Regions from separate parts of the Mus musculus genome. Here regions 2, 3, 4, 5, 6 and 7 are each linked to region 1. The links are chromatin loops, found by intact Hi-C in ENCODE. Cell type or tissue: left cerebral cortex. All regions are shown on one strand. Region 1 has its middle 56 kb from the start of Mpdz. Region 2 overlaps Gm11266 (predicted gene 11266). Region 3 has its middle 120 kb from the start of Mpdz. Region 4 overlaps Frem1 (Fras1 related extracellular matrix protein 1). Region 5 holds the start of n-THgtg10 (a tRNA gene). Region 6 has its middle 5.6 kb from the start of Gm42305. Region 7 has its middle 5.4 kb from the start of n-THgtg10.

Evidence for each region. Peaks named below come from ENCODE experiments on the same cell type or tissue, not always from the same donor. Only the 100,000 strongest peaks of a DNase experiment are listed, where the experiment ranks them.
Region 2: a loop joins it to region 1, with 10 times the contacts of the local background. A loop is called at or near these places in 8 of 42 quality-filtered maps.
Region 3: a loop joins it to region 1, with 2.3 times the contacts of the local background. A loop is called at or near these places in 5 of 42 quality-filtered maps.
Region 4: it touches region 1 in a loop (6-fold over the local background); 7 of 42 quality-filtered maps call a loop at or near these places.
Region 5: a loop joins it to region 1, with 4 times the contacts of the local background. A loop is called at or near these places in 13 of 42 quality-filtered maps.
Region 6: it touches region 1 in a loop (2.8-fold over the local background); 13 of 42 quality-filtered maps call a loop at or near these places.
Region 7: a loop joins it to region 1, with 6 times the contacts of the local background. A loop is called at or near these places in 14 of 42 quality-filtered maps.

The regions. Positions count from the first base shown.
Region 1 is chr4:81,496,726-81,500,725 of GRCm38, forward strand. No RefSeq gene overlaps it. Among named protein-coding and RNA genes, the nearest start is that of Mpdz, 56 kb to the left of the region's middle. In left cerebral cortex, a CTCF peak has its summit at 1,595 (motif pointing right); a DNase peak (open chromatin) is centred at 1,599.
Region 2 is chr4:82,540,613-82,544,612 of GRCm38, forward strand. The region is part of intron 1 of Gm11266 (predicted gene 11266); the gene reads left to right. Among named protein-coding and RNA genes, the nearest start is that of Gm11266, 35 kb to the left of the region's middle. In left cerebral cortex, a CTCF peak has its summit at 1,721 (motif pointing left); DNase peaks (open chromatin) are centred at 107, 1,084, 1,712 and 2,455; H3K27ac peaks cover 2,298 bases.
Region 3 is chr4:81,562,580-81,566,579 of GRCm38, forward strand. No RefSeq gene overlaps it. Among named protein-coding and RNA genes, the nearest start is that of Mpdz, 120 kb to the left of the region's middle. In left cerebral cortex, a CTCF peak has its summit at 1,966 (motif pointing right); DNase peaks (open chromatin) are centred at 1,193, 2,102, 3,131 and 3,634; H3K4me3 peaks cover 1,063 bases; H3K27ac peaks cover 1,232 bases.
Region 4 is chr4:82,931,598-82,935,597 of GRCm38, forward strand. It overlaps Frem1 (Fras1 related extracellular matrix protein 1), which reads right to left. Exons shown (of 37, transcript NM_001198811.2): 27 at 3,264-3,408. It overlaps Gm33260 (a long non-coding RNA gene), which reads left to right. Exons shown (of 3, transcript XR_390683.3): 2 at 387-489. Among named protein-coding and RNA genes, the nearest start is that of Gm33260, 9.9 kb to the left of the region's middle. In left cerebral cortex, CTCF peaks have their summits at 2,257 (motif pointing left) and 2,917; DNase peaks (open chromatin) are centred at 2,241 and 2,905; H3K4me3 peaks cover 745 bases; H3K27ac peaks cover 578 bases.
Region 5 is chr4:82,617,332-82,621,331 of GRCm38, forward strand. n-THgtg10 (a tRNA gene) reads right to left here and starts at 2,363; the gene lies at 2,292-2,363. In left cerebral cortex, a CTCF peak has its summit at 2,430; DNase peaks (open chromatin) are centred at 2,460, 2,966 and 3,691; H3K27ac peaks cover 366 bases.
Region 6 is chr4:82,597,674-82,601,673 of GRCm38, forward strand. No RefSeq gene overlaps it. Among named protein-coding and RNA genes, the nearest start is that of Gm42305, 5.6 kb to the right of the region's middle. In left cerebral cortex, no CTCF peak of the experiment used is centred here; a DNase peak (open chromatin) is centred at 2,163.
Region 7 is chr4:82,612,264-82,616,263 of GRCm38, forward strand. No RefSeq gene overlaps it. Among named protein-coding and RNA genes, the nearest start is that of n-THgtg10, 5.4 kb to the right of the region's middle. In left cerebral cortex, CTCF peaks have their summits at 2,112 (motif pointing left) and 2,317; a DNase peak (open chromatin) is centred at 2,054; H3K4me3 peaks cover 393 bases; H3K27ac peaks cover 247 bases.

The sequences.
Region 1 (4,000 bases):
TCTAGTATTGAGAAGTTCTTGAGTGCAATTTTACAATTGTTGGTTACTTCCAGATTTAAGTGCCACAACTGCACCTTTCAGAGTATCTTGCCATTAGGTCACTGTTGCTCGTAGACCGAATGGCTGCGTAGGACTATTATCGGTTGATTTTCTCCTTTGGCAGTTTGCATAGCTTGTTCTGGTACTAAGAGTGTGAGTCCTCCAGGAGGACTTTGCCAGGTCAGTTCCAGATAAATTCTTCCAAGTCCTTTGTCTGACATGCATCTTTATCAATGTAGATCAAGTTCTTGGAGGCAACCAAAGGCAAAAGCCTATATATTTTGGCAGTCTTTTGAATGTTCCTGGATGATAATTTAGGAGGTTTCTCATGCCTAGCACTGGGGCTTTTGTTAAATTGCTATGGCCCTTGAAATGAACTTTGTCATCCCAAGGGGTATATATATATATATATATATATATGTGTGTGTGTGTGTGTGTGTGTGTGTGTGTATGTATGTATATGTGTGTGTATACTCTTACACTTATATAATTTTAAGAAAACAAAACAATGTGCAGCTAATGTAGTGCAAAGTATTAATGTGTGTTCAGAATGAGATTGCAGTGATGTCCTAAGATACAACACAAGTGAGTGCTTCCAGAAACATATCAGATTGACTCTGTGCTTGGCTCTGAATTAGTTTTTGGTTGCTGTGTGTTCAGAAACCCTTTCCTTTTGTCATATTTTGCAGCCCTCACATTAATGTATTACGGTATGTCCCACTGTTTAAGAAGCATGGCTTAAGCACCAGGTCTCTTGTTATGTTTTTGCAGAGTTGGACAGTTTTCTCTAAGGTTCATTTCTTTGCACTAGGAATGGAGGTGCACGAACACACACAGAGCATCGAGAGATGTTCATGGGATACTTTCTGCAACATTACTTTAGATTCCTTGTAGCCAGAAACTTTAATATTTATGCCTTCACTCTCCTATCTTGGGGAGTAAGCACCAACTTTCTAGGTTGCCATAGCTAGAGAAAAGGAATGGGAGGGTCATGTGGAGGTTGGATTGCTCCCAAAGACACCAGAGATGGAAGGTGGCTGGAAAAAACTTATATATAGAGGTGTAGGTCAGATAGAAGCAGAAGATGATCTGAACTTTGTCACACTCTATTAGCTTGAACAAGGATTTTGGCTTCTCTGAATGTCTGTTCTCTTCTTCCCCTGAGAAATAAAAATAACAGCACATACCTTAGGGACCATTATAAGAACTGAATGAGAGAGAGAGAGAGAGAGAGAGAGAGAGAGAGAGAGAGGAAACAGAGAGAGTGAGACAGAGAGAGACAGAGTGAGACAGAGAGAGAGAGAGACACAGAGAGACACAGAGAGACACAGAGAGAGGCATCGAACACAGAAACAGTTTTTAGTGGAGAAATACAGACTAACAAATGCATGGAGAATCCTTATCCTCCCAAGTAAAATGTCATTTTCACATTTTTTATTATGAAAAAAAAAAGTGTCTGAAACTAATTACTTGACCTTGGTGGGGAAATTCAGGCCTAGAGAATGAAAATGAGTGCCTAGGAGTCTACTGTTTAGAAGAACTAGGAGTGTTTCTTTACCAGTAGATGTCACTGCAGGCATTACACACGGACTATTTCTAGGGGAAAAAAAAGTCTCCTGTGAGTGTTGGTATAATTAAATTGGTAGAATACAGTTATGATAGGCATAAAGGGTATTTATTCTGAAAAGCAATATATTTTATCATGGTCATGAACTTGTAAAAACATTGGCTTAAGGAAGCTAACGCTTATGCCTTAAATAGGCTTTAATACAATATATAGCATAAGTAATAGAAGTAATAGAAACTTACGAGGCTTTGAATATATACAGTTGACTTTCCTGGATGTGATAAGGTTTGCTCTTTAGCATTATCCTACAGAATCTGACTCATAGAAAGAATTTGACGGGAAGTCACAGATCTGACTTCTACCCTTTAAATCTTTGTACATTTGACATTTTATTTCTCCAAACAGCCTTGTAAGATTTCCTAGGGAAAGAAAGATCTTTAGCTGGCTTAATATCAGCTCTCCTATTTCATCTTTCTCTGGCTCCTTAAGCATATAGTGTCCTATATCAGGAAGTTAAGTCACCAAGTCTTTCAGAAAAGTACATTTAATGGTGCCTGGGGAACTTACACAGAGACATACTGGCCACAATGAAACAGATCTCTGTTCCTTTTCTCCTGTGGTCTCAGCTGACTCCTTAATGTAGTTAGCTGGCAAGGTTGAGTTAAACTGCAGTGTGTAGTGTTCTCATAGAAATCCCTGCACTTGGAATTCAGTGGCTCTTTGGAGGTGAAGGGAATTCTTACCTATGCAGAACTTAAGGGCAAGGCGTGTGAATGTGGCCCCCAGCCACCCTGAGACTGAACTTCTCCTTACAAATCTTAGTTTAAGGTGATCATAGAGTTTTTCAAGGTGGTTGGAGGGCAATCTAACTTACCTAGGATGTTCAATGATGAACTCAGTATTTTTAGTAATAAATTAAAAAGTTATTTCAGTTTTCAAACTAGAAACTCACATATTTATACCTGCCCTGATGTGGGATGTTCTGGCCAGGCTTACGTCTACTGAGTTCATCAAGAAAGAGGAGAAAACCCAAGACACTTGAGTGTATCATCTCCCTGATGCTGAGTTGCTCTTGAAATAGTATGTTACTTTCTTTTCTCTTCCATCTCCCAAAGCAGGCTTTTAAGAGTCTCCTTTCCCTCACAGTGCTAGGATCTCATCTGGTTTGTATCTGTTGTAGGTCTTGTGCATGGTGCTGCTGTCTTTGTGAGTTCTGAGGGTCTTTTTGATGTCGCATGCCTGATCCATCATGACATGTCCAAGAACTGAGTTTCTCCCAAAGAAATTATATTACTGAAAAAAATCAATGCTTTGAGAAATAGTTACAAAGTACCTTAACACAAATTAATAGGTCTTCACCAACTGCAAATGCAGATGCTCCTTACAAATCCCACACTGTAGATCCCACAGTGGAGGCAAAACAATGATAAAGGCTTACTTCTGTCAACTGAATGACATAACTTGGAGTTTTTTTAGAGCAACATTCATACATTAAGTCTGGTGCATACTAGTTGACAAAGGCCAGTTTAGTAGATAGTTCAAACTTTAGGCTTGTAGTAAAATAGACCACCAACTGATACACTTTGAACACAGTGGTTAGAACCGTTCATTTAGTATTAATTCATTTTGTCAGCATGCCTTAGGTTGTTGTTGGAAGAAAGGTAGAAGGATTGGTGGAAATTCACTATTTGGAGAGGGAAGCCATGACTGAGCCTCGTATCTCAGATTCTAAATGCTCCAAATTTCAACCCTTGAAATAATTATGACCTGTTTTGTTTCTGAGATCTTTATAGTTCTTTATGTTTGATACAGGGAATAATTTCATAACTATATTTCTTTCTCCTTCTACAGCCCTCCAATATTGACTCCATGAAGGCAAGAGCCAGAGTGATAATCTGAAAGTAACCAGTTCATTTCTATAACTGTCTCACCATTAACTTCATTAAACTCTGCTGGCTTACTTTTTTCTTTCTCATATATTTCTGCTCTAATATTCTATGTGCTTTACATGAGGCTTTGGGGACACAGCAAAGAGGCATAGAAATAAATCAAAATGTATAAACATAAATAAAGTATGTTTCTAGAACAGAATCATATCCTGCCAAAAATTTAAATAGCTAAGTATATTCTAAACCCTAGAGTTTACTATAAGATGTGAGAGAAAAATACTACCCTGTCCACTTAAATGGAGAATAAACAACACTAATATTCCATCATCATACTATGTTTTTATGTTGTATAGCAGCATAATCCTCAAATTTGAGTTGCAGGTATGCTGCAATGGTGGAAGTCATTGGGTAATTTTATATATATATATATTTTTTTTCCAGTTAGTCTGAAACTTATAATTCATTTCATAATTTACAGCAAGAACACAGGTAAAGCTAATAAAGA
Region 2 (4,000 bases), 1.0 Mb after region 1:
TGAAGGAGGTACAGAAGCTGACAATGAGCTACTGTTTAGTGGGTATCAACTGTGTGCCAGAGCACGTGCCATCTAGACATGTTACATAAGTCATCTTCCTAGCAGCTCTGACGAGTCTCATTAGCCCCAGCAAAATGTAAAAGATATAATAGGAAGACAGGCATAAATCAAATTTCTTCAAGTAATATAAAAACATAAACTGAAAGTGAAAGCCTTCAGCTTCACTCTTCCTCCCAAAATACCACCTATAGTTTTCATCTCAGTGGCCGAGTATATACCTGACAAATGCTATCATCTTTCTATGAGTCGAAGAGAAATGCTCTCAAGTAAACACAACATGGCTGCCTGTCTCCAGGCTCAGCCCTTCCCATTGCTCTCTGTGAACTAATAAGATGTATGTGAAATTTGTGAGTGAAACATTGTGATCAAAAAAGTTACAAGACGAGAGTTGATAGCAGCTTTTTGTTTTCTTTCTTTCTTTTTTTCTTTCTGTCCTGTTCAGGAGCCAAAATTGCTACATGTTTTCAGACACTGAGACCATATTAATTATCTGTAATAATTGTATACGTCCTAGGCCTTGTAATTGTATAAACTGTTCCTCTCCAAGCTTCATGACCAAGACCCTAAGGCTGCCTCCATCCTGTGGTAGCCAGGGCTGGGGAATGCCCATTAAGCTATGGCTTTCCTTGACTATCTCTTAGAGTTGTTGGGAGACTTCAATGAGAGATAAGAAAAGGGGCTGTGCAAATTTAAATCCTCTTTCTATAAATGTAATTGCTTTTTTTCTAAGATGTCTTTAGGATCCTCTATGCAGATGGAACAATGGAAAATTGTGTTTTTGTTTTTGTTTTAGGGGGAGCTGTCTCTCTCTTAGAACTGGCTATTCAGACCAGACTGGGCTCAGACTCACAGAGATCTGCTTGTCTCTGCCTCCTGAGTGCTGAGGTTAAAGGTTGAGCTGCCACATACAGCAAATTTGGGGACTTTGCAGAAGGCTGTGCTTTTGGTGGTTGGTGGTTACAGGAGATGCTCATTTATCTGTGGGAACAGGAGTGCAGGGTATCTCATATGGGAAGACGTTAGCATGTGTGGAGTAGATTTCTTCCTGCTGAAGTTGGTTAGGGCACAGAGAGATATAGGTACACTGTATTGAGTGGGTGACCGAGAGTAGCAGAGGTGTGTCCCCCACCCCCCAGATGCTTAGGCCTGTCCCTTTGGTAAGTATTTACTACCAAAAGCTAGTCACAGACTGTTGGGGACACATGCCTGTAAGAGGGTAACAGTTTCCCAGGAACAATTCTTTCATTTATTACGTTTCTTTTGTGAGTAGAAAGAATGAATATGTGCCTTTTCTCACGTGATGCTCATTTTGTCCTGATTTAAAAATTTTTTTTGCTTTGCATCTTTCTTTTGGATCATGATGAGAAGTGACAATAGGCCACTGGTAGGGTCTCCTAGGCTTAGCAGAGACACAGCCATGGGAAGGCCGCTAGTCCTTCCTGCTAAAGCCTGCAGCATGCACACAAGACTGTTTGGAGAATCTGGTGGCCTCTAGGAAGGAAGGAGATGAGATGAAGAAGCCTGGGGATTCAGCTGGTTCCAAGAAATGTGTAAGTAGAGGAAAATCGAGTTTCTTAAGACCAGCAAGGCTTCAGAGCCTGTCTCAAGGCTCTGAAGGACACCAGGACAAAGGATACTGCGCCCTCTGGTGTTAGATTCATATCGGATTCCAGAGAGCTGTGTGGAGACCAGCAGCCAGGAGCTTCCTAAACCAACCACAGAAAAGTTTCTTTTGTTTGCTAAGCACCTTGGAGTGGAATTTGACCTTCCTTTCTCAATTCTGCAGTCCAAGTAGAGACTGCTCTAGAGAGAGCTGTGTGCTGCATGCGGGCTACTGTATTTTATTTGGTTTTCTTTGCATAAAATTTAGGCTAGCAGGACAAAGCTTGTTTAAAAGCAAACCCTTTTGGTTGGTCTGCAAACAATAATTCTGCCTTGTGGGTGATGATCTGGTTTGAGGGGAACCATTTAAAATTTCAGAACCCCTTATTCCTTCTCTTAAAAGTAAAGAGTTTTGAATAAGATGTTCAAGGGCTCCCTTAAGCTCCAGGGTTGAATAACTGGTACACTGAGCCATCTTTTCTCGGAGCCCTGCAAATGGAATTTGTTAATTTCTTTGCAGGTGCAGGCACATTTTAGCATCCAAAGTTTCCTGATTCTGAGCAAAGATTTTCTAAAAGCGCAAAAAATATATCTCTTTTCAGCTCAGAAGCCCCTCACCCTCCAGTCTCAAGTGAAAACCCAGCTAGGAAGCTGGAGAGTGAGCGAGCACCACTCAGTCTCTGCTATTTCTTTTAAAAATAAAGTACTAAGTGTTGTGCTGGAAATTCTGCTCAGTGTCGCATGTGGTAGGTGTGAATACATGCTTTAATTGTTCTAGGCACTAGACCAAAAACTTCTCCAGAATTAGCAGGGTTTTCAGCTATAATCTGGCTAACATTTTTCTGCAAATAGGTATGAAGACCAGACTGAGTTGCCATCAACAATTACAGCTATTCCTCATCTAGTCAGGTGATCAGCCCCGGGGAAGAATTATGGCGCCACTGAGAGTTTTCCACTCCTCAAACCTGTATGTCTTGTCTCTGACGTGAGCAGTCGGTTATGCCTCCAGGCGGCCCCTTCCTTCTGCACTGCCTTTCAACTGTTATCTCTGTGCAATGGGCACAGTTTATTATTATTATCATCACTACTAGGGATCTCATGATTGCCCCGTAAAGAATACTTGAGCAGCAGCCTTAGTTCTGTAGCTATGAAGAGAAAGGGTGCAGTTGTTGTCCCGTATGAGATGGGGTCTGGAGGAGCCGGTCTCCCTCTGAGAGAGGTAAGCCAGGAAAAAGAATGTTACACAAAGCATGCAGATGAGATGCTTTGTGTAACTGACTCCTGCCTCACAAAGGGAAGACTCTGGGTGAGAAGGCTTTACCAGGTGGCTAATGGCAGTGACTTGGAGTACTGTGTCCCCCATTAAAGGAAACAACTGTGTTATGGGCTAAAATGCGTGCTTCCAAAATTCACCTTACCGTTCTAATCCCTTGTACCTCAGAGTGTGGTTGTATTTGGAGATAGGTTCATTTTTTTAAAAACTCCGTTCATTGATTACTTGTTTATTTGTTGTGTGTATGCACTTATGGAGGCCAGAGGACAACTTGTAGGAGTTGGCCTTCCACTTTTTGGGTTCCAGGGATCAAATTTAGACGATGATCAGTTTTGATGATCAGTTTTGGCAACAAGCACCTGCTGAGCCATGTCATCAGGCCCACGTGACAGGTTCTTTAGAGACATAATTGTGTCTCAGTGAGGTAAGCCTTAATCTAGGGTAACTGGCCTGGAACAGATGAAAGGTTGACAGAAATGTGTATAGAGCGAGACCATATAAAGATACAAGGACAAGGAACCAGATGCAAGGATCAGAGGCCCGATATAAACCAAGGAAAGATCCTCAACCCTGCTGATAACCTTGGTCTCAGATGTGAGACTCCAACTGTGAGGTGATTGCCTTTGTTTAAACTGCTAGATTTTGTGGCATTTGATTGTGGCAGTTCCATCAAACTAAAGCAAGTTGGTATGTGGCAGGAGCCAATTATGTGCATCCATTTGGAGATACAGATCCCATGTCAACAGATTTTCCAGTGTGAGAGTCTTTTATTTTTAAATTTTGGCACGAGAGCTGGCTTTATGGGTGTGCAACATAAGCAGTCACACAAGATCCATGACTTAGAAGCGGTCCATGTTTGTCTTGATGTGCTGCTCTCTCCAGCTTCAAATTCTTAATTTCCAACAGGGATCTTGTCTTTTCATATGTGACTAGGCCTCTGGACATCATGGAACTAGTCTAGTGACAAATGATATGAAATGCAAGTGATGTGTATATTAAGATTATGGGAGCCCAAATAAAACATGGCTGGGGGCTACAGTGACCTTGGGATATTGCATTGAATTT
Region 3 (4,000 bases), 66 kb after region 1:
GAAGGGGTTCATTCACCAAGACCTGTGGCCACATAGTCTTAACTTAGCAGTGTGAACTAGACAATGCCCTCCCTTTGTAGGGTAGCGCCACAAAGCTAAAAGAGTTTAACTGATTCAAAGCCATGAGCAGGCAGAGATGTCTCCCAGACAAGGCTAGAAGGAAATTTACCCACTTCTGAATCTGAGATTTGAGCTGCTGCCCTCCCTGCACATTTTGTCCAGAGGCAGTTGCCTTTAGAAACCCACGGAAGGACAGTGTCACGCCACACACAGGTTCAGTAGTACATTGGTTCATTCACCTGAGACGTTTTTCTTGTTCATTATGTATGCAGAAATAGTAAGGGTTGTTTCTTATGTACCAGACATCCTATTAGAGTATATTGTAAACTTTATCTCATGAGAATCTCAGTAAACCCCATAGATTAAGTAGAATGCTGTTACCATCCTCTTTCCATGAAAGAAGTAATCCGAGATTAACAAGTTTGAGTGTCCTACCTTAGGTCACACAGTTTAGAAACAGCAGAGAAGACCCTTGAATGGGGTGGGGGAAGAACCTGCCGTAGGAAAAAAGATTCTCTGAAGCTTTGACACAGTTAGGAATGCTTTAGGAAACCACTGTGGTTTCCTAAATTACAACAGAAAGTTTAATACGAAGGGTGGCGATTTAACAGAAATGTTTCTTTCTGGATGATAAAGGTAGCATCTCTCTCTCTCTCTCTCTCTCTCTCTCTCTCTCTCTCTCTCTCTCTCTCTCTGTCTGTGTGTGTATGTATGTATGTATGTATGTATGTATGTATGTATATGCACACACGTGTGCGCGTGCCAGAGTGAGAGAATACAGTTATAAAGGCGAGGAGTTGATGGGAGGAGGTGAGAGTTGAAGAACGCTTCTAATTTAGCAGCCTACAATTTACTAGAAATTTATGGCAACCCTCCCACCACAGACTGGTGGAGGTGAGGGAGGGTCGTCGGGGAAAGCCTGTGCAGTGGAGCCAGAGCATCCACGCAGCAAGCTCAGGCCACTCTGCTCCTTCCTCTGTCAGTAGGAAACGCTTGCTTTGCCTTCTGGTGCCTTCACACCAACATTCCTGACTCTCTCACACCCGCCTCTCGTGTAAAGCTTGTCAGGTCTCACTTGGTGAAGTGAGTGAGACTGGAGAACATCAGAATGTGCTGTTCAGGAGTTCTGCTTCAGAGCAGGGAGCCAGGCTGCATAAAAATGTGGCCAACGCTGCAGTGCGTGGGGGGATTTAAGGCAGCGGCAGCACTCACGGAGTGAGACCAATGAGATTCATTGCAGGTGTAGACCGTGGCAGTCTCCACGAAGTCTGGAGCAAGGGCTTTGGCAGGAACATATTTTTTATTTTATTTTTCAGTTCTTTGATTGCCTTAATTAAAATACCCATTGCAGCAAATGTTAGCACTTAGTAAAAGAACCCAGTGTATCTTTGCCTCAAAGTTGTGTGAGAATTAGAAATGATCTATGGTTCCTAAAAGAAATAACCATAAAGAAAGAGCTTGGATTTTTTTTTTTTTTTTTAACACAGCAAGAAGCATGGAAGTATAATGTAAGAATCTGAAACTTCCATTAAGACTTCTCAGTTTTCGGAATCCAAGTTTCATATTTGTGCCTGGTGGTAGTAAATGCGAATGTTAACCCAACCCTAATTGTTTTTTAGCTTTTGCCCTGACTGTAATAAAGGCTCCCAGGCTAGGAAATGGTTCACAATTTGTTAGTGGAACAGGAAATTTTTATTGGTAGTGGAGCATCCACATGACTGCTGATTTCTATTTATAAAATTCTTCGCATTTTTCCTTCAGGTTTACCAAGGGATTTGGTATTTTCTAAGACATTTAATTTGGTGTCTGGGTGCTTCGCTAAGTAAATAAACAGAAATTTTCTTTCTGTTGCTAGACAAAAAAAAAAAAAAAGTTTTCTTTTAGAAGTCAGTAGAGGGCGCTGTTGGCATTTGATTTGGCTTTCTAATACCGTAGATGTTCCCTTCTTAATTAATTCAATGTTTGAAATCAAACCTCCGTTTAAATGTAATGATATTAATATGTGAGAATAGATGTGTAAACGTGGAGATTTTCCATTCCCATTAAACCCACAGAACCAAAGGTCTCTAGTTCTCCTCTGAGCCCCTTTGAGAGTACTTATGTATAGAAATGTTGGCTGCTATACATTAAAGCTGCACACAGTTGAGTTCATGCATCCAGGCAATGATTCAACATTTTGGAGACTGATTGCAAGTCGGGGAAGAAGGCAGCTTCCTGTGGTTTTCAAGAAAAAGGGGGAGAAAAGAAGGCAAAAGAGACATTAGCCTTAGAGCCCTACTTTTTAAGTTTTTCAAAAGAAACATTCTATTTGCTAGGTTTAAGGTAAAATTTATTATAGTTAATCCAGGAGTAAATATGTTTTGCAGTTAAGATTCTAGGTACATTTGACACTATTTTTATCCTTAATTTTTAAAAAGTTATTCTATTCCTTCTATTCCAGTTTGAGTTCCTTGGCCACAGGCTATAAAGATTACCACAGTCCCAGTATTTGAAGGATATTTCTACTTTTGGTTCATAGACTTTCATTAAAATAGACTACAAAATAACAATCTCTAAGAACCCCACTCAAGTTTTGTATTTATTTGGCTGATACCTCTATGATGTGTGTGCACTAGCTGTAAGTAGGAAACCGTGGATCTGTGGGGAACCAATGAAGAGAGGATGGAGACTTTATTTTCAAAGGGCCTCCAAGAATAAATACACAGCCAAGCAGCCCAGGTGAGCAAAATGAATGCTGGCTTCTGATCCATCTAGAGTTTTCTCTGTAAAGTGAAGATGAACGTAAAGTGCGCAGCGTTTAAATCAGTGACATTAAAGACTTACCACTTTACCAATCCTAAAATAGAAAATGACTCTCGGGGACAGTGAAGGAGGCAGCCTTCTGTTTGTGGTATTGTAGCAACGGCTTCTGAGGCACCCCTCACACACATACCGCTGTTGCCCAGGGTGGAAGGCTCCTTCCCTGGGTTGCACAAAACAGGGCATGCAGTTGATCGTGTTTCTGAGTATACAAAGAAGTGCTACTTTCTGGGGACAGTAAAACACATTGCATTTTGCAAACAAAACATCAAGCCAAAGGCATGTCACTGTTCACAAAACACATGGAACTTGTTGGAAGGCAAAGGGAAAGAGATCGTTGGCGTTTTAGTGGAAAGGTAGAAAAGAACTATGATATCATCAGGCAGCATCGGGTTCTCTCCGATCGTTTACACTCTTTAGTGTGTCAGGGTTGGTCTGTGCTTGTGTTGATTTCCGGCCTTCCAATCGAGATTAGTTTTACTTTTCATTCTCATAGGAAAAGCGTGACTCTGTCGTTCAGGTAGAATCGAAAAACAAATAGAAATGCTTTGTGGTTCTTAAATGATCTAGATAGCTGGGCAAAAAGGCCCAGTACTATTGCAAGTATAATTTTAGGTGAAAATTTTGTTCCATGTGAAGCATTAATTTTAATAGAGACTTATATATAAATGCTCATTTGAATAATAATGTAAAATTAAATTTAAATTGTAAATACCGTCCAGTACTAGCTGTTTTCTGGCTCGAATTCTTCAGCACATATGGTGCTAGCATAAGCTTGTGCCTGTCTGCCTACTCTGGGTAATTTTGCATGCAAATAGTTTTAGTGCCTATGTTGAGGTGCTAAAACGTGTTTAGTACACTTGAAAATATTTGCATTGCAAAAGGAGAGTGAATCTCCTGAGGAAAATCGAATTGATATTTTGTATTAAGAGACCACTCTGGGTACCGTGTGGTCTTCTTCTATGAAGAATTCTGTTTACAGTACAGCTAGCATTTTTAATTGACCTTTAGAAGAAAAGGTCTGGCAATAGCTTTGCCAACTTTATAAACCGTTGGGCCATCTTCTGGCAACGTTCTTCACACGAATCAGTGGGGCAGAGAGAGAAGGACGTTATCTAGCGGCTTTTGCTGGACTGTCACT
Region 4 (4,000 bases), 1.4 Mb after region 1:
CACCCAGACCAAACTTTCCTATGTTTGATGAAATAGAGCATCTATCAATCCCTCAGAACTAAGAATGCACAGAAAGCACAAAAAGAAAGCACACTGTTTAGCTTACTGCGAATAACCACATGGATTGTTTGCTTTGTGAATAACCCTAAAATCAATATCTAATTACAGATAGGCTTTCATCTACCAAATGGTTCAGGATACTTCTTCAAACGGTCAATTGAATTAACATAGATACTCAGGGGAATTACTACTAGTAGTAAGGACCCCAAGATGCTTCCATTTGTGGGACCTCATGTATTTATCTAAAGTAACTATAATAGTTCCCTATTGTACATATGAGAAAGCTGTTGTGAGCAATCACTAAGTGCAGGCCTGTTCAACTCCAGATCCAAGGATAATTATCCCCACTATATCCCCCGGGAAGGAGATATGGAGACCACACGAACGTTGACAGTTGCTTTTCACGATTCCACACACACACAAAAACGGGTAAGCCTTAAAGTTCTTCATGGGAAAATATGTCTCTTGTAGCTTGGGTGGCCAATACCTACTGGGAAAGAAAGGCTTAGCTAGCATTAAGGAAGGATGAAGGGGGCAGAGCAGGGTGGCAGGCCACATGGGCTAATAAGGGCCGAGTCCCAGCTACCATACTAACCAGCTGCACGCGTGTGTAAGCCTCCTCCAGCTCTGTGCCTCTGTTTCCTTGCCTGCAAGTTCTAAATTATGACGGTTTTAGTGAATAAATAACATTAAGTAGAGCTAAAAATCATGAAATTCTAAATGCCTATGGTTCATATTGTGTGTGTAAGTAGGCTCTGACTGGTTGTTTTGTGACGACAAAACACTATTTAGAATTTTGTTTGTTTATTTGTTTTAAAGCCTCCCTCTCTTGTCCCCTTAGTGTGCGTGTGCGTGTGTGTGTTCAGAAGACAGCTCTTAAGAGTTGGATACGGGGGCAGGGGGTGTATGTTGGGGATTTAGCTCAGTGATAAAGCATTTGCCTAGCAAGCGCAAGGCTCTGGGTTCAATCCTCAACTCTGGGAAAAAAAAATTTAAATTAAAAAAAAATAAAAAAGAGTTGGATAGGGAAGTAAACTCAGGTGTTCCGGGCTAAACCCGCACCCTGTTTGTTATCAGAAAAATGTGTGTTTAGTTTCAGGAAAGAAAACCAAACCAAAATCCGTGTCTGCTTGGGCACAACTATTCCGCTCAAATACCGAGACAACGCAGAGCAATGTTTACTTCCATGAGCCCCCTCAAAAGGAAGTAACAGACAGGATGCTGGGCCCAAATCTGAGTTATTTTTGAATTATCTGTCCGCGGGCATCTTTCTTCACGGGTTTGAGCCATCTCCAGATGATAGCGTCATCTCCAGCATGAGCCTATGGAAAGAGATCTCTGTACAAGGATGCCTATGCCAATCTCAACCAGTCTCCTCAGAAGCCATAGCGCTGTTAACCACGTGATAATGACTCGACTGTGACTAACAACAAGGCTTGTAAAGGGTTCAAGTGTGGCGAAAGCTAGTATCATTGCTGGGGGTAAATTCTGTCACTCACACCATGCTGGCTGGCTTGCGGAGGGCCAAAGGTTTGTACTCACTCAGGGGCAGAACTGAGCAACACTGCATTTCAGTAGAACCATTTTTAAACGACTATAAGGCTGAGTGAAGTCAATTTGTTAACAGTTTTAGAATGTAGTCAACTATTTTTCTTGAAAATAACGTCTTTTCTTTTCTTTTCTTTTCTTCCTTTCTTTCCTTCTTCTTCTTCTTCTTCTTCCTCTTCCTCTTCCTTCTTCCTTCTTCCTTCTTCCTTCTTCCTTCTTCCTTCTTCCTTCTTCTTCTTCTTCTTCTTCTTCTTCTTCTTCTTCTTCTTCTTCTTCTTCTTCTTCTCTTCTTCTTCTTCTTCTCCTTCTCCTTCTTCTTCTTTTCTCTTAAGGTAAGTTATCGCTATCTAATCTTTAGCCCGTGATCTCCAGGAATCAGTTCCCTTAGGCAGAGGCAGTTTAATGGGTGTTTATAGCTTCAGGATTTTAAGTCCAGATACCTGGTCTTCCTTGTTCGTACCTGATCCCTAACACCCAGTGCTGTGCGCCTGGCATATGGTAACCACGGGACCAACATCGTCTGTGGGGTTATTTAATAAACCAGGCTGAGGGACTGCACTTGAACAGGCAAAAGAAGCCGCATCAGAACGCATTTCTGAGACAGGATGTCTGGGTTTGCTAGCAATGGCTGTAGCACTCTCTGGTGGCGAGTGGTGAAACTACACTACAGAATGAGGACACGGAAAATCCAGCCCTGAGAACATTTTCTCAGTTTCTCTTCCCGTTCACAATTCGACATAGAGGGAGCATAGTAGGGCTGTGCTCGTTTATGCTATTATTTATGTCTTGGATATGGTGAACACAAAATTTAGAACGAATTAAATGTTCTCTGAGGCGTCTGGGAAAGGCAGTAAATAACGAAAACGAATGCAGCAGGAGAAATGGACGGATGGACCTCATTGTGACCATCTGTCAGCCAGTAAATTATTCAAGGTCTATATCCAGAAGCATCTGGGAAGGAGGCACAGTCACTGAAATTATCCTGCTCTGTTAATCTTGTTAATATCACAGATTTGTTCTTGTTATGGCCACTATCCTACATCATATATATTTGTGTTTATAAATATCACTTAATATCCCCTCTACTCTATTTTTGTTTATACTATCTTCTTCTTGCCTATAAGGCTTGTTAACTTACAGAGGCAAGTGTTTTCTTTCTTTCTTTTTTGTAAGAAAGAATATATTTGGCTGCTTCTTTCTACTTCATCCCACCCCCACCTCCGTCCCCACCCACCATGGCTCAGAAGCCAGTCGTGACTAACACAGTCCTAGAGTGACCTCTGGCTGCAATACGAACACACACAGGCTTTGAGCTCAGTCCTGAAAGGCCTCCAACAGTCACTTCCCAGGGTGTGAAAGGCGATGCATTTACAACCGTGATAAAAAGGGTGCTGTTTGCTGAGCCTTTTAGTGCCTTTATAATCTGGGAACTACTGGTTTCTCCATCATCTAGAAATGATACAACAGAAATCCCCTCTCCAAAATAAATTGCATGAGCCTATGAAATAGTCCATCAATTTACCCTATTAATTGTAAAGGTTTACCCTGTAAACATTTACCCTATAAACAGTGAAAGACCTGGTATGGAAAAGATTATTTCACGTTCTTAATCGGATAAACGTGACATGCAGAGCCAGTGAATAATGGAAAGTTACCTCTGGGGAGTGGCAGTGTTCCCTGTGGGGTCCATGGCCTGAAATTCCAGGATATCGGAAGTCACTTGCAAAGAAGGGTTTATGATGTAAAGGATGGTCTTATGGCTTAAGTCCTTCTGGCTAAATCGCTCGTGGATGAATTCACCTACAAGCAAGAAATAGATGGATCTCTCATGGATAATCAAATCAAACATCACTTGAGAATTAAAAAACCACACAGCTGTTTTGTTTCAAACAGATTTAAGGAATAGAGTGCCGGGCTGGGGGTTCTATTCAGGCGGTAGTACTTGCCTAGCATGCATAGAACACACCCAAAACCCTGTATGGAGGCATACACCTGGAACGCTAACACTTGAAATAAAGAGAAAGGATGATCCAAAGTTAAAGGCTGTGTTCTACTACATATCAAATTTGAGGCCAGCCGCTACCTGAGACCTTGTTTTAAAGAGAGAGAAAAAAAAGCCAAAGTCCATTTAAAGAAAATTAGCATTGTTGCACCCATGCTCAGATACAAATAAGATTGACTCAAATTCCTCTTTAAGTTTGCTTTGCTTTGGAGATACTTGCCTTATAATCCTAAACTAAAGAGAAAGGGAATGGGGAGTTAATAAAACCTGTCGCCTCTGCCATCCTGTTTAATGAGTTGTTGTGATCATTGCCTTCCTGAAGCAGAGCTAATATAAAATTTAGCAAAGCTATTAGGGGAAAAACCATATTTTTAAAAAAGCAGATGATAT
Region 5 (4,000 bases), 1.1 Mb after region 1:
GCGAGGCAACTGTGGTGGTTTGGATGAGACACCCCCAAGTTCTTCGGCTTTTAGCGAAGCAGTACCCAGTTGGTGAACCTGTTTGGTTAGATTTAGGAGGGAAACCACACTGGGGTGAGCCCTGTGGTTTTAAAGCTCAGGTGCCATTCTGAGCTGGCTCTCTCTCTGGTTCCTGTTTTTGGTTCAAATTGTGAGCTCTCAGCTGTTTCTGCCTCTGTTACTACCTTACTTTCCCTGCCACGGTGGCGGTGGATTCGTGTCCCTCTGGAACCATAGGCCCCCCAAATAGGCTATTTGTTCAATAAGTTCCTTGTTCGTGCTTTCTTATCACAGACACAGGACAGTGATCAACACGGTAGTAAGTGCGCTGGTTGGGTGGGAGGCAAACTCACGGGCCTGTGGAAACAGACACGGATGCTCTGCAGAGCAGGGAAAGATGGTAGCGACTCCAAGGCTGTCAGGTCTCTCCCTCTGGCCTCCTGATGTGATAACGGCTCTCCTTTGTCTATCTCACTGTCCCCATGACATAGCTGATGGACTCTGATGGACGATAAGCCTATTTCATCCTGTCCAGGATTTTTGAAAAGAAACAGAAGAGATCTCCCTCCCAACTACAGTCAATGCTTACTATATAAAGAGCAGGACCTGACACAGTTTCAGCTACATAGAAGTAAGTTGCAGAGAATCACAGTAACATTCTGGAAGAAATATGAGATGGGGCGAGCATGCTCTGGTTCTCCTCAATAGCCTGACCTGAGATAGTTTCTGAAGCCAATGCTTTGGTTCATGCCTCTCGTGCTTCCAGATTGGGTTTCTGTTGCTTGCGACCCTTGAATTTTGATGAACGCAGGGTGCGGTCCTCAGATGAGATGTTCCTTGCACTTTCAGTCACTTACGAAAATACCAAGATCTGGGATCCTCCTGTTTTAACTAAAGAACTGCAGTATGCTTGAAGTAGCATTAGTCCTGGCAGTAAGATAAGAAGGTGCAGTCCTGAGGTAAAGGCTGAGGGGGGCAGGGCAGGGGGCAGGGCAGGGGGCCAGGCAAGTGTGTGGGAACAGTGGGAATAAAGGAGGGATGCGGAGTCAGGAGTCAGAAGAGATTTCAGAGTGAAAAATGATCTTGAAAGGGAGTCTTGGGAAGAGACAATAAACACATTTTACTGCTTCCATAACACGGGGCTCTGAGACCAATGTTTGGGGTTCATAATCAAACGGTGACTGCTGGATAGAAAGGGAGGCATGGCACTTATTCTCGTCCCTTTACAATATTTGCAAGAACTCACTGGCTCTGAAAGAACTCAATCAACCCTGGAGAAAATTATTTGAAAATTTGTTAGCATTCTGTAAATTCAATACACTATTGCTAAGTAGTCAAGGAGACAGCCATGGGGCCATTAATGTAGACTCTTCTAGTGGCCCCTTATTTAAAACATGACAGCTACAGTGGGGGAGCATTAGAACCTCATTATAACACACGCACAGCTGACATCTTTAGGTTGGATTGTTCATGTTTTTAAGTCCTAGAGAAAAGCCCATTAAAGTCGTGTTACTCACATTAATTCAACATTTAGCTACTTACAATACAAACCCCAGTCTTTTGGAAAATGTCATTTAAAAAGTTTTGCCATATATGGACATTATTTATGGCTTGAGCCCTATTGTCTACTTATAATATACCCCCTTTATCAGACCCAAATGCCCACTTCAGAGATTTTCATTCTGAGCAACAACTGGCTTCTTACATTATCCAATGATGCAGGAAAGTTAAATTACAACCAGTTCATATCATAGAAACAAAATGTTTCCTGCAATTACTGATAAGGGACAGTTCATTTTCTCTCTGTCATCCTGGAAAAAAACCCTCCTAACAACAATTCATGCCTGGTTAAACAGGATTTCCACATCTCCTGCTGACATCTTTCCAAATAATTCAGGGCTGTTATTACTGTATAGCCCTGGCAAGGCTCAAAAGCAAGCAGACTTGACGAGTCTGCTCAAAGCACAGCTTAAGTAGTTGTAATTAATAATAATTACATGCCCACTACACTCCAGTTTTATCATATTATCCGTCAATGCAAATAAAAAAAATCCCCACGCAATGCACTTGCAGCAGGATTGGTCCATTAATAAAGCAACTACATAGATGTCATCTTCATAAAGTTTAAAATATTTATGCTGATTCTTGGTTTTAGTTGATCTTCACTATTCTGTCTGTTTGTAAAATTTAGCCTGGATGCCATACAGCATGTGGCCACATTTTATTTTTCTTCCAAAAGCCTCCTCAATTCCTGCCGTGACTCGGATTCGAACCGAGGTTGCTGCGGCCACAACGCAGAGTACTAACCACTATACGATCACGGCGAGCTACTGACGAGCTGAACACAAAGCTTCCCTTAAAAGCCACTGCAGTATTAAAATTTGTGGAAACACTGCCATCTATTGCCTAAGTGTGTACATTTTCTTGATATTGCCAAAGATGAGCTACGCCTCCTCTGTTCCTCTCTTGAGAAGCCAGCATCAAAGCTCGCAATGGAAGCAGCTCTGCCTTCTTCACTTACTGGGAAAGCTGTCCTAGGAGAGGAGAAACTGGATCCACAGCTTAGGATATGTAGTCAAGGTAGCAAGGCGGACAGAAGTTGGCGGGTTGATTCATGCTTCCCACTGTTTACGCAGCGAAGGCTGAGCATTGCCCATCCCGCCGGCCACCTACGATGCTATACTGAATGGCATAAATTGGAGTCTCTTTGTGTTCTTTCTGCTGTTTATCTTATTTCCACATACTTAGGTAGCACCACCATACATTTCCAGGGGAAATTTATTATAAATTTTCTTGTAAAAATTATCCTCCACAAGGTATTTGAAGGGCTGAGACTCTTACAAGGATGTGCCTACAAGAGTCTGTTTTTATAGAATGGGCAGTTATTGAATTATCTCTTTTAAGCCTTGGAAACCTAGGAGCACCAGGCTGGGCTAGCAGGTGGGTGAGGTGCCAAGTCCGTGTGCTGATGGGTTGCTAGGAGCTCCCTTGTTTCTGGAGGGAGCGTGTTTCTGGAGGTAAGCTTCAGACATAAAAGATCACTTTCTCCTCTCTGGTCCATAGCTCCTCTCTCTTCTTCATAGATACACTTCCTTGCTGTGGTGTGGTAGAATGTTGCTGCCCACTTTCCTAAGCCGTAAATGGTCAGTGTAAGAAGAGAGGCAAACAATGCTAAATGAAGCCTAGCAGGCCACCAGGTGCTCAAGGGACAAAACAAATCTCTTGGTGAAAAAGAAATAACTGTTTTCCAAGCCCAGTCTTGAGTGAATCAGATTTGGGTGGGTGGGTGGTTGGTTGGTTGGTTGTTTACTAGGGTGGGTCTGTTACTAGCCGAAATACTATTTTTAAGAAAAGGACTCCCAAAATACAAATTATGAAATGAGATTCTCTTTAAATTGTGGATTGTCACCTATAAACTGGAGGGGAATAGACCATTTTTAACCTCTGCTTTTTCTACTTAGGGACCAATAATGGCATCAACCCCACAGGACTGAGAATAGATAGGCAGGTGCTTATCAATACTTAAAACAACCCTGTCTCAGTGTAAGTACTGTAGAAGCCTTAGTTATCACAGTTTCAGTAAAAACATCTCATTAGCTCCTGGGAACCATTTCATAAACATCTGCCAGTCTAGGATATACTACACAACAATGCCCCAAGTAAGGTTTCCTCTCTTGTGCTATCTCAGGGCCCTGCTATGTCTCCATACTCAGGGTCCTAGGCTGAGGGGACAACTGCTCTCAGGAGCTGACTGCTCGTTGAGTGATGCTCACTGCTTGATAAATGGGAAGAGAGCTCTGGAGATCCTGAAATGAGCAAGTAAACACTCTTTTGAACAGCTGGGGGTCAAACTCTTGGAGAGAGAAATGTGAGTTTTAAATATGGTACGTAATCGTCATCAAGCAGACACTGGGTACTTAGGAGTTGTTGGGAACCATATTGAACAGGCTCTACTGACTGG
Region 6 (4,000 bases), 1.1 Mb after region 1:
ATCTGCCTGGCTTGCTCTTAAATTGCATGCTAGGAGAAAGAAAGAGTGGTTACCTTCTTGTGATCAGCTCAAAGGAGGGGACCATGTGATATAGAACTAAGGTCAGAAGTCTCGTGAGTGACCTCACTGGGGGATTTTCTTCTGTATCTTAGTGAAGCCTGTGGATGACTGTAGTCCCAAGTGACATCTTGACAACAAGCTCATGATTGACTGTGAGCCAAAGCTATCCAGTAAGCCCCTGACCCCTAGACACTGCATGAGATAATCAGAATTTGTTGTTTTAAACTGCCACGTCTGGAGCAATTTGTTATGCAGCAATAAATAACTTATACACAGTCTTAGGTTGTCTTTCTGTATGTTCCCATATAACTCATTCATGATTGCAAGTACTTATTCACTGGGCTGGCCCCTCCATGGAAATACTTATATTTTGGAGAAAGAAATTAAGTTGGTGATTTCATCCTCAGTGCCAAGAGTAGTGCTTACTACACAGAAAGGACTCAGTCAATGTCACTGGAAAAATGAATAAGATGAGGTGGAATAATAGCCACGGTGTCAAGCGGGCTGATGGGACCTGCCAGCTGAGGAGCAAGCTTGTGAAGCTGAAATTGAGTTATACTCTCCAAGGTCCAGAGGTTCAAAACAAAGTTTCCTTCTTCTGCTATGACTTTCCTTTCTGCTCCCCTCCACGTCTCTCCAAGTTGGCTGCAAGTGGAAGGAACAGTTGCTTCAATTCCCCCAGTTATGAGAAGCTCAGACCATGGCAACGCTTGCTCCCTGAGAACATTGCTGAGATGGGGGGTGGGAAATTAGAGTAGACAGACACAGGGACAAAGAAGCAGTACAGATAAGGATGGGAGGGGAGGGGGAATTGTCTTATTTATTTTGATTTTAAAAATAAGTTTGTCTAGAGGAGGCTTAAGTTCAGCTGCTGCTCTAAGTGGTGAGGTGTCCGGTTACAAATGTTCTGGGACAGACATCTCTCCTTGAGGCTTCACCACGCCCTCTTTTGAGAGCCATTCCATGTGATCTGAAGTCCTTCAGGGGGGCTGCCGCTAAATGGAAGAATATAATAATCCCAGGCATGCTGTCTGCAGACACTCCTGCCTTTTGCACATGCATCCTCTGTTGATAAAGTCTGAATTTATATTAGGAAGAACAAGAACTGTCTAAGAGAAATAACAACAAAAAAAGTATGGGGGGGGGAGTTTGATCATGGAGGAACGGTTGGGGAGACAACATCTTCCAGTGAGCTTAGGAGCCCACACAGTGTGGGGCACACTGTCAGGAAATGTTAAGTAATATTGACCACATATTTTTCTGTATACCTGAGAGTAAGGAGTAGGGAAAGATGTCCCATCTTGTGTTTTCTCATTACAGACCTTTTAGAAGAAAATATATAACATTCCCTTAGTGTGGGAAACAGGGCTTGCATGTGGAACAGAGGAGCAGGATTTTTAGTCCCCCATCTGTTACTTCTAATTTTTAACTACAAACAGTTCAACTTCCCTCAGTCTTAGACTTGTTTTTGTTTCTTAATCTATAAAGTAAGGGGTGTTTAGCAGCTTTCCCTGCCCCCAGGACTCCCTGAAAACCTGTTGACTGAATTCAACTGGGATTCTTGAGATCAAACAAAATTTTTAAAAGATGTAAGCAGAATTTTGGAATGTTTGATTAAATTTAGGGTCTATGAATACAAGGGGTGACTCAGAGGTTTCCTGCCAGCTTGGGATGTTGTGTTGCTATTTCTGAAGGTAACTTAGTGTCACTCCAGAACACATGCATAGACCCAATACTAAGCTTTTACTGACCATGACAAACTCAGTTTTCAATTCTACATTTGCAAAAGATTATTTAGTAAAACTCAGCATCTGATGACAGAAAAGAATGAGAGAGGGAGAGAGAGAGAGAGAGAGAGAGAGAGAGAGACTGAGAGAGAGAGAGAGACCTTTGCGAACATTTTGCCAAAAGGTAATAGGTTTTCTTATAGTCCCTGTGTCTCAGAAGTTTGATCTCATATAATTCCTTTATAAATCATCATTATTCCCTTACATTGCCTTAGTCCTTGCAGTTTCATTAGTGAAAATATATCTAGGGTGTATTCCCACAGTCTCTTTCAGTATAGCAAGACGTGAGACACGCTTCTTGCCAAGTTTTCATAGTACATTGCAATAACTCTATAAAAAGAAGACATACAGAGACAAAGTGGCTACCAAAGGAAAAAGGTTTAATTTTCCCTCAGTACTGAGGATTGAACACAGGGCCTTATGCAAGTTGGTCAAATGCTCCACCACAGACCTCGATCTCCACTCTACCCTCCCTTTTCTTTTAACTTTTCACTTTGAAACAAGTCTAGCTAAGTTATGGCTAGGTTTCACCCGACTCTGTAGCTCAGGCTGGCATTCACCTTGTGATCCTCCTGCCTCAGCCATTCTAAGTAGTAACAGGGATTATAGGTTTGCTCCTCAAGACTGGCTCTTTCTCCATTTTGTTCATTTTTCCTTTTATCCCTTTCCTCCTGGGAAACTCACTTGTGAGTCTGTGGCCTGGAGAAGGTTGACCCTCTGAGTGCCTTGCTCTTTCGTCCATAAGATGGAATTAGTAACATCGCCCACCCAACAGGATCAGGAGAATTAAACTTACTGTATATATACTAATACATACTTAGCAGTGTGACTAGGATACAGTAAATTAATGATAATTGCTATTACAATAATAACTAATTTTAAAGGAAAATAGCTTTTATGTAAATGTAATTTATTTAAAACATGACCCGGAATGTTTAAAAGTATATATACCTCTGGAGCTTGACAACCAGGTTGAATGCTTCTGGAAAGGGTTTCTCCAAAAGCTATAGACACTCCCTGTCTTAGTCAATGCTCTATTGCTGTGAAGAGAGACACCAGGACTAGGTAAATGTTTATAAAGGAAGACATTTAATTGAGGATGGCTTACAGTTCAGAGGTTTGGTCCATTATCATCAAGGCAGAAAACATGGCAGGATGCAGGCAGACATGGTGCTGGAGGAGGTGAGAGTTCTACATCTTGATCCACAGGCAGCAGAAAGAGAAAGAGCAACCTGGCCTGGCTTGAACTTTTTGAAACTTCAAAGCCCACCCCCCAGTGATACACTTCCTCCAACAAGATCACACGGTCTAATCATGCCACTCCCTGGAGACCAAACATTCAAATCTATGAGCCTTGGAGAGAGACATTCTTATTCAAACTACCACATTCCTCACACATAGTGCCAACTAAGTCAAATCCAAAGGCTGTGGTAGTTTGAGTTAAAATGGCCCCTGTAGGCTTAGATGTGCCACTATTTGAGTTGGTTTAGGAAGTATGGTCTTGCTAGATGACATATGCCACTGGTAGACAGGCTTTGAGTTTTAAAAGCTAACATCGTTCCCAGTTCATGGGCTATTTGTGCTTGTAGTTTAAGATATGAGCTCTCCCTTTTTTAGCTGCTTCTTCCACCTACCCCCACAATTCCCAGACAGGATGGACTCTTATCCCTCTGGAACAATAAGCCCAAATAAACCGTTTCTTCTGTAAGTTGTCTTGGTTTTATATAACAATAGAAGAGTAACTAAGAGAGAGATTGGTACCAGGGAATGGGCTATTGCTGTGACAGACCTACCACTCTGTGTATGTGCAGAGCATGGACAATGCTGAGACTTTGTAGTAGGAAAGTGGTTAAATACTATGAGCAGGCATTAATGACCTATCCTATGGGAGCTTGTAAGGTCTTAGTGCTGAGATCCATATAAACTGTGGAAGCCTAGATCAATAGGTCTCAAGATGGGGGAGAATATTAACAGATGGGCTAGAGGATGTTCCTGTGTTAGTTTGGCAAAGAATTGGCTACCTTTTGCCTTTGTCCTAAGAACTTGCCCAGAGGCTAAATTAAAAAGTAACCAGTTAATTTTTTGTTTGTTTGCTTGTTTTTTGGCAGAGGAAATTTCAAGGCAACATATTGAATCTATGGTGTTGCTGTTAT
Region 7 (4,000 bases), 1.1 Mb after region 1:
GCATGGTGGCACAGGCCTTTAAACCCAGCACATGAGAGGTGGAGCTCTATGAGTCAAGGCCAGCCTGGTCTGCAAAGCAGGTTCCAGGGCAGCCAGGGCAACACAGAAACCCTTTCTCAGAGAAAAGAAGGGAAGTTGCTATTCGGTATGTGCCTCTGCCATTTCACAGGCACTCAAAGGCACCCGCAGACATGAAGATGCTCCTGAAGATGCAAGTTCCCCACGCTGCACACGGATGCCGAGATTCCTTCAGGTCGCCCCGCATCAGAGCCAAGCTGAGACTGCAAGAGGGGACCAAGTCTCTTTCCTTTTTGCCTTTCACACAAGAGCCAGAGCATGTGGTATGCAGCAGTTATCTCTGTGAAGACTACTTTTCAGTCTTTTGGGCTCTTGGTCATAAAAGGAAGATTGCTCTAGGTTTCCAAATGGGGTTAAATGGTTGTTCATATGTTTATCATTTTTGTGACTTGCTTGTTTTTTTTTTATACTCTTTTACTGAATTTGTCAGATGAATTTTGTCTCTTCCGTTAAGGCAAAGATATTACCCATTTTGTTTAGTCTTCTAGCCTCTTGAGCTGCCATTGTGCCTAGCATATTGTAATGGTGATAATTATAATAATTATAAGCCATTGAGAAGGCCAACAACTATAGGTACTTGCTGAGCAAGCCTAACAATGTGGTTTGACCTCCGGAACCCACATAAAGGTGGAAAGAGAGGACTGACTCCACAAAGTGCTCTGACTTCCATAGCCACACCACGGTGCAAGTACCCAGGCAGACACACCAGTGACACACACAAGAATTTAAAAACTTAAAAACCAAGTTGTAGTACCGAGGATCGTAGTGAGCATAGTGAGTGTTTGCATTCACTCTGCCCTCTGTACGGTTGCTTTACTTGCTCAGGTTGTCTACACATCCCTTCCGTAGGGTATATTTGCCAGTCATATCATGTATGTAGACAAAGAGAGGTGAGACGAGACCAAGGTATTTGTCTATGATGGGCACCCATCAAGTAACTTGTTGTTTAAATAGAGCATCTGCCCTAGGGCTCGAATGTTTGACAACTAGACTGACCATGGCCCTTACTCTAGATAGCATGGTAACCTTCTGTCACGGTCACTCTGGGAACTGGATTCATTCTTGGAAGCAGATGCCAAAGACTAGAGGAGACTATGACTCTAGTGCACTGAGGGGACTCTAAGTACAGCAAGTAAGGCAGAAATGTGTGAACTATGTGTGTGTGTGTGTGTGTGTGTGTGTGTGTGTGAGAGAGAGAGAGAGAGAGAGAGAGAGAGAGAGAGAGAAGGCTGTGTACCTGGATGGAAAAATCTGAGAGAGCATGGGCCACAGGTAGCAGCTATAAAAGCACAGGATTCTGAAGAGGCAGAAACATCATTGTCTCAAGGAAATTTGGGGGTAAAGTTCCTAGTGAGGTACACTAAAATACCCCAAGACCTCATCTAAAACCCTTCTAGTATAGAGCTACAGTATCCTTCAGTTCAGTCTTGTCTCTGTGTAAGAGTGGGCTATGTAAAGATCCAGACTTGCCTCAGGTTTGGCAGGCAGTTAGTGAGGCTGTGGTTGTTACTGCCTCTGTCGGCCTTTGGAATTCTTGGGAAAAGCAGAAAGCACAAATGACCAGGCCCCAGCTTGAAGGCAGCTGCAGCCATGAGTTCCGGTCAAAATCCCTCCTGTTTTGGATTTGGTGATCCGTGTGTTCACAAAATGACAAAGAAGAAAAGAGGAAGCAAGGGATGCAGTGACGACGTAGAAATGGGAACAGGAGAAAGTGAGAGAGGCTCCCAGCTGTCTGATTTGTGTGGTGTGATCCCTGCCATGGCTCCGGCTCGGCAGGATTTATGTGGCTTCATTAATCACACTTTCTTTTGAAATGGAATTTTCTGCCTTGGAGCCTTTGAACATTGACATCCAAACACAATATATTCCTTTAAAATCACCTCTGGATAAAGACAACCTGTGGAGGTAATTTCCCCAGCTCCTAGGTGGGGTCTGTTTGATTCTCAGATCTTGATGTAATGTGTGAAATTGGCCCCTCCCTGCCCAGAACAGAAAGGAGTTCCTTGTCTCTGACCAACAACAAGCAGTGCCATCTAGTGGCAATTTGTTTTTATTTTGGTTAATAAGAAAGGGGCCTCCCAGGCCAGCTAGTGTTCTCAGAATTTGGGGAAAAAAACAAAACAAACAAACAGACAAACAAAAAAACCGCTCTTGTCATGCAGTTAAATGACAGAGACAAGAGTGTCGTAGAACTGCCGCCAATCAAAGTGGCCGAGTCCAGGGTAGGCCTTTTGTTGAGGGGTTGTCAGCTTTTGAGGTCTGGGAAGTCGACACAAACCACACAGAACAAAGAGTTCCCTGGGAGGGGGAGGAAGGCAAGAGAGAACACCCTTGCCAACTACACAGCACCATGTCTAACTCTAAAACTGTCCCCAGTTTGCTGATGAGCAAAACCAGAAAGAGGTCACGCTGGAAGCCAAGCCGTGGAAGTGACAGAGGTGGGGCTAACCCCAGGTCTCTTTACAGTTTCTTTCAGAGTCTGCTTTTGTTAGAATTTCCCTTCCTGAAGACCAACCTGCCCAAGTCTCCCACTGACTGTCAGCCACTGAGTTACCAGTACCAGTTAGCAGAGGTAGGGTAGGGGTTCTGTTAGGATTTTTTAGACTGTGGTTCTTGTGGCTGAGGTGCTAAGGGAGAAATGGCCCACGCTTTATGTCTCCCTGCCCTTATCCTTGAGACTGAAGCCCAACAGTTGGGTATTTGCTAGCTCTTTGCAAAGCCAACTGCCTCTCTTGCTGCAGCTCAGCACCGGGCCTCAGGGCATCCTCAGGGCACCTGTGCAACAAGCTTTTTGCCTCAGCACTGCTTCTTAAAAGTGAGCTCTAGCTTGTCAGATCCTGTTTTAGCAAATCATTTCCTATGAATTGGTGAGCTTTAATCGTGGAAAAATAAGTTTAAAATATAGTCTTCATAACTGGAGAATGATTGTAAAACAAGAATATATATATATATATATATATATATATATATATAGTTTACTTGGGGTTGTTCAATGTGTGACTTGGTTAGAAAAGTAAATGTAGATTTTTGTTTCTGAAAACTGACTGAAAAAGAAACAAAAATTGTCTATGACTATAAAGTCTCTTCAATAAGACACGTTGACCATGGGACCCAATGGGCTAGCTCTGCTCCGTTGTACTGCAGAAAGCGAGAGAGAAAGAACATTTGGTTACAGCTGGTAGTAATGAAGTGTGTGTAGCTCTGGATCTTTAATCAGTCACTCAACTACAGTTATGTAGGTAGCTGTATTATGTTGTTTGAACAACCTCTAATAGACCACACAGGCAGACCAAATATGAGGGACATGACGTTTTAGGTTACAGAGCAGATTAATATATATTTGGCCACAACTACTGGCCAAAGGCACAGAAAATAAGACACTGCAGAATATTCAGCCCTCAAGTTAATATATATACCATAGTCCCCTTTCCTAAGGCTCAGGGGTCATTGAGGAAGAGAGGCCGGAAAGAGTGTAAGAGCCAGAGGCACGGACGCTACAGGGAAACATTGGGGCAGCTGCACATTGGACTCACCAAGGTTGTGACGTCACACACAAGACCTCTGCCAGTCCACGTGGGCCTGAAATCCCACCCCTAGCCAAGAAGCTATTGGCACTCAGGTTTCTCCAAGAATATAACCCCTGGTAAGACAACCACACTGCTCCAGCAGAAGATCACACATCCAAGAATAACTTGATGTTAAAAAAATAAAAGCCAAAAGGCACATAGTTGGGTGAATGGAGAAACAGGGCAGATCTCAGAAGAATTGAGGGTAGTAAAGTATGATTGAAGAACTAATAAAACATTTTTTTTAAGTCAGATTCACTGAAATCAAACAAAATAATCTCTTGCCACTGTAGTTGAGCCTCTTGAATATAGTAAAGAATACCATTCATTCATTAATTAAAACTACAGTAAAAGAA